Regions from separate parts of the Homo sapiens genome. Here region 1 is linked to region 2. A link is a contact called in ENCODE Hi-C or POLR2A ChIA-PET data. All regions are on one chromosome and are shown on one strand. The core of a region is the stretch at or near the end of the contact, and the rest is flanking DNA. Distances in the headings are between cores, read along the strand shown. Region 1 has its middle 44 kb from the start of LINC01800. Region 2 has its middle 9.0 kb from the start of LINC00309.

The links. Hi-C counts contacts between places; a loop is a spot of excess contacts on that map. ChIA-PET counts read pairs that join two places held with the same protein, here RNA polymerase II (POLR2A). Pooled maps may share reads with other maps.
Region 1: a pooled map shows a loop between it and region 2 (2.6-fold over the local background). The contact joins two enhancer-like sites. A Hi-C loop is called at or near these places in 1 of 50 pooled maps. POLR2A ChIA-PET finds 5 or more read pairs at or near these places in 2 of 52 experiments (T-cell and activated B cell).

The regions. Positions count from the first base shown.
Region 1 is chr2:64,818,247-64,820,946 of GRCh38, forward strand. No RefSeq gene overlaps it. Among named protein-coding and RNA genes, the nearest start is that of LINC01800, 44 kb to the right of the region's middle. Within about 2 kb of position 1,270, at least 8 of the 41 ENCODE cell types and tissues checked have a DNase peak (open chromatin) inside an H3K27ac peak, as active enhancers do.
Region 2 is chr2:64,213,062-64,215,841 of GRCh38, forward strand. No RefSeq gene overlaps it. Among named protein-coding and RNA genes, the nearest start is that of LINC00309, 9.0 kb to the left of the region's middle. Within about 2 kb of position 1,415, at least 15 of the 41 ENCODE cell types and tissues checked have a DNase peak (open chromatin) inside an H3K27ac peak, as active enhancers do.

The DNA of each region.
Region 1 (2,700 bases), core at 20-2,519, 610 kb after region 2:
CAAAGTTTAAGTCTGGGCCTGGCGCAGTGGCTCAGGCCTGTAATCCCAGCACTTTGGGAGGCCGAGGCTGGCAGATCACCTGAGGTCAGGAGTCTGAAATCAACCTGGCCAACATGGCAAAACCCCATCTCTACTAAAAATACAAAATTTAACTGGGCTTGGTGGCAGGATCTGTAGTCCCAGCTACTTGGAGGCTGAGGCAAGAGGATGGCTTGAACCTGGGAGGTGGAGTTTGCAGTGAGTCGAGATTGCACCACTGCATTCCAGCCCAGGTGACAGAGCAAGACTGTCTCAGAAAAAAAAAAAAAAAAGTATAAGTCTGAAATAATTGAAGGTGTCAAGTTTGTGCCCTAAATATTGGAACTGGAAAAACAATCAGATTGCCCTGTCTCCAGGAATATGGGATTATCAGGACTATGGAAGGGAGGAAAGAAGCAAAGCGAGGCAGAAAGTTGGCAGGGTCCCTGAGAGAGGGGCCTGCAGCTTGCTCCTTGCCCAGGGACTTGATCTAGAGTCCCTGATCTGCAATGATGAGTGACAGGAAAGCAGAGAGGACTGGTGCCTCCTGTCCCCAGGGCAGAGGAATTGTTTTCAAAATGTGCTCAGACAGAAAGGCTGTAGGTCAGAACCAGGTGCTGGAAACAGTGGCTTGCTCCCTGTGAACTACGAAGTGGTTTTGAGGTAGCAAAGAGAGTGATGGGTTTTAGATATGGAGTAAAGGAGGACCATCAAGCAGAAGCCTGCAAGAATGTCAGCCCTCACACTGCAACATAACGACAGGTGCCACTGTGGGTAGATAAGCACACGTAATAGCAAGTCCTAGCTACCGCCCATCACCTGGGAACTTAGACAAAACTTGGGATAGGGCAGGGACCCAAATCAATGAAATAAGGATGCTGCCACCTAGCAGAATGGACATTCAAAATAGAAATTAAAGTCATTTATAGAAAAAGTAAATACAATTGCATCATTGCTCAATTTTACACTTCTCATCCAGACCTTGAGATTTGCCCTCACTCTAAGATAATGCATGTAGCTGCTTGATGTATAATATATGCTCAGTAAATGCTAGCTACTATTAATATTATTGTTACCTTTGATCCCAGGACAAGACCCTGAAGAAAGTTCTTGCACTCTTTAAAGAAAGTTCCATTACTTTCTTTTAGAGAATCAAGGAAGGAAAGGGGGGTCATTTTATTCCTCCCAAGGGACACTCAGGTTTGTCACATGAACAGTCATGGTGGGAAAATGGGTCATCAACAACCAGAGAGGACATCTGTGGAGCGTCTTTATGACTGATAGAGTAAGTTCCCTATGTCCCAGTTTGTTGTGGGAAGTTAGGTGGAACCATGTGACTAATTCTAGCCCATGCAATGGAACAGAAGTCAAATATGCTATTTTCCTGCACACTAAAACTTCTCTCCAACCAAAAACAAAGTACTCTGAGGGCCCAGCAGACAGGCAGAACCATGAGAGAGGAGGAGCCTGGGTTTCTGAGACGCTCCCTGGAGAAGAGCCCCTTGGAGAGAGCCAACTAGGACACTTAGGTTGGGCTGTTCCTAAGTTAGAAATAAGCTTTTCTTGGGTTAAGCCATTAAAACTTTGGGGCTGTTTGACACAGCAGTCTATCCTGATACACACTGTACAAATACTAGAGTATGTTCAGTGAGTTCCTGTCAACACGATTGTGGGTTCCCCACCCCCGTACCCCTCTCCCACCCCTGCCACCACACTTCATCCTTCACAGCAGTCTCCTCGGAAGCCAGAGAGTGAGTGGGTATGACTGTACCTTATTTGCCTCGTAAATGTTCTTCCGGATTTAGACATTAACAAGAGTGAGCATAAGTTGGTTTCATTTTTAGGAACTTGAAAATCCTAGATTTGAGAGCATTTTTAGAAATGAAAGGCACATTTGTAGTCATTTGGCCCAACCATTAAAACAAGCAGGGAGAAAACCGAACCCTTGACAGGGACTGCTGTAAGGCCACAGAGCTGGATAGTACTGACGCCAAAATCAGGACCCACTTCTTCAGAGCTGCCTTCAATGTTCCTCTAGGTACTTTCAAATGTCCAGCATAGCATCACATTGACAACTCAAACTTCAAGATTGGACCAAAGTGGACTAAAATTCTGGCTCCACCTCTTACCAGGTGGACCATTTTAGGACTAGCATTTAACTTCTTTGAGGGTCGGTTTCCTTATCCGTAAAATGGAAATAATAATAGTAAGAGTACTTTCCTCCTAGTGTTGTCATGGCAACTAAATAGCTCCATGAATTTAAAGTACATGGCACAAGGGCCAGGCGTGGTGGTTCACGCCTATAATCCCAGTGCATTGGGAGGCCAAGTTGAGAGAATCTCTTGAGGTTAGGAGTTCAAGACCAGCCTGGGCAACATAGTAAGAGCCTGTATCTACAAAAAAAAAAATTTTTTTTAATTTGGGACATGATGGCACATGCTCTGTAGCCTTAGCTACTCAGGAGGCTGAAGCAACAGGATGGCTTGACCCAGAAGGTTAAGGCTACAGTGAGCTATGATCAGACCACTACACTCTAGTCTGAGTGACAGAGTGAGACCCTGTCTCTAACAAAATCAAATTAGATTAAAAAGTTCTTAGCACACATCTGACTCTAATAAAGTCTTAGTATGTTAGTTTCTGCTATTACTTAAAATAATACCAAAGTTGTATGAAAATAATGGG
Region 2 (2,780 bases), core at 165-2,664:
GTCTGATGACCACTGTAGCTGTTACAAGTTTGTACTAATGCTTCTCTTTTTGAGACATTTCAAGTACTTTTCTCAGTATTATGAGGTAGATTACATGTACGAATGACTCAACATTTCTGAGGCTGCTTAAGAGTGTTTTCTGGTAAGCCTAGCCACTACATCATAGGTGCATGGTAAATGACAACATGGTTTGTATAGAGGTTAAAAAGGGCCATTCATCTCACTGCCCTCATTGGAAGGCCTAAAATAGTCCAAGATATTTTATTCTGTGGTTTTCACCTATGCCCTTTTCCCTTGTCCCAGGAAGACTTAAGTGGATTTGCTGTAATAACTGTGTTATGCTATGATAGATAGAATCTGTGTTATGATTAAATAGTTGACGTCTGTTTATAAAAAGTAACTTTTACAATTTATAATGGAGGTTATATTACTTAAAGTAGTTTTATTTGAAGAAATAAAAATTCATCACTCAATTTCAATACTAGGGCTTGAGATTACTGTTGTATTTTTAAATTCAAACCATTAGATGAATATAATTATAGGAATATGATAACATTGTAGGAATTTGGGGAAGTTTTAAAAATTACCCATAATTTCATCTAACCATTATGATCATTTGTACATATTTCCTGTCAGTCATTTCCTAAATGCATGCTGCTTATTCCTATAACTGAAACTAATACCAGTATCACTGGATGGTAAGTTCTTTGAGAATGGGGCCCCTTTCTGATGATTCTGTGTATACCCGTAGTTTAACACAGAGCCCAGTAGAGGCAGATGCTAGAAAAATTATTGCAAAAGAATGGATTAATAAGCAGATCTGCTGAGGATCTAAAACTTAATTAAGTACAACCAATGCTGGATTGATTATTTTGTTGATTCACAAGAAGAGGCCAAAGTCCCAACCCTCAGCAAAGATCAGCCATTCTATGACCTCCTCTTCTGCTCAGATCTCTAGGGGCAGCACGGGAGAGGAAGGGGACAGTCAAATGGTGATGTGTTACTCTCCTGCTTTGCTCGAAAACGATAGCAGTAATTTCTCTTACTTCTCCATTCCTTGTCTGCAGATCACCTGGCCCTAGAATGGCCTTATATCTCTGAGATACAGACTGACGCTAATAAATGAGTTGCTGATCCTAAAATAAAAGTGGAAATCAGGTTTGGAGTTTGATGTAAAAGCTGGAGAGGCACAGGTTTGTTGCTCATTTAGATTACAAATGTCATCGAAAATAGAAACCAAAAAGGTTAGGTAATTTCTAAATTAATCACTCTTAGAATAATTACCATGTCACAGCATCTGTGTGCTTTGGTAGAATTTGAATAACACTTTTTTGCTCAGAATAATGTTCTATTCTTGTCACCAAATAATACTTGACGTCTGTGCTCTTGTACTCCCGAACTGCAGGAAGGGTGTTGCCCTGAACAGCTGACACACCCTCAGCAATGAAGCTTAGTTTTGCTGGAACTTTTCAGGTACTAAAAAAAATCCCTTTCTCTACTCCCCATTCATTCACAGGCATGAGACTGGAGCTTTATTATTTTTTCTAAATCTAAATTGACTGAGTCAGGCTTGTAGTAGTCACCACTAAGAACAGACCACAGTAGCATGGAGAATATTACTTGAATCTTCTTTCCATCGGAAACTGGCTGTGAAAAGAGTAGGCCCATTAATCATAATTTGAAAAAGCAAGTTACAAAGGCTTGCTTTGTAACTTGTAAAGCCTCCTTTGATGAAGGCTTTACAAGCTGTCATTGCAGTAAGCAGAACTGAAACACTTTTTTTTTTCGTTGAGCAAACACACCTGGTCATTTTGGACATTTCCATTTTGATAGCTTAATGGGTGGGAGAAGATTCCTGGGCTTAAAAAATAACTTTTCAGCATTTCATGTTTCTAAGACTGAGACTGAATTAAAGGAATGTTAATCTGTCTCCTTTTATACCACAAACCTACAGAATTTACACAGAGTTTTGTCAAAAGTGACATGAACTGGTTGTCACTGTCTGGCAGATAGCTCCTCACTATGACACAAAATTGCCTTTATTTGAAGGCCACACATGACATAAGTAAACAATGGCAGTGTTTTGTATATTTTTTCTGTTACTTTAATGTATTTCAATTTCAATTATGTGGGTATAAAACATGAGTTGTATTTTTAAACTCTGTTACTTGATGATGACTACTCTTTTTCTTTCTGTATTAAAAAGAAACTCTTTTAACTGTGGTCACCATTCAGTGCAATGTATTGTATATTTCAAAATTGCTAAAAGAATAGCTTTCTAACATCCTCACCACAAAAAAATTGGTAAGTTGATGAGGTGATGGATATGTTAATTAGCTTGATTGACTCTTTCTACAATGTATTCATAGATCAAACAATCACATTGTACCCCATAAATATACACAATTTTTGTCAATTAAAAATAAATAAGAAACTATTCTAGCTTAAGAGCCTTATGTATTCTAAAAATGAACAATCAAAATGCAGAGACTGCTATTGGTCCCCTAATATGTGTTCTTTTCTTCCATAGTGATAGAACCCCTGATTTTTTTCTTTTTTTTTGTCGAGACGGAGTCTCGCTCTGTCGCCCAGGCTGGAGTGCAGTGGCGCTATCTCGGTTCACTGCAAGCTCCGCCTCCTGGGTTCACGCCATTCTCCTGCCTCAGCCTCCTGAGTAGCTGGGACTACAGGTGCCCGCCACCAGGCCCAGCTAATTTTTTGTATTTTTAGTAGGGATGGGGTTTCACCATGTTAGCCAGGATGGTCTCGATCTCCTGACC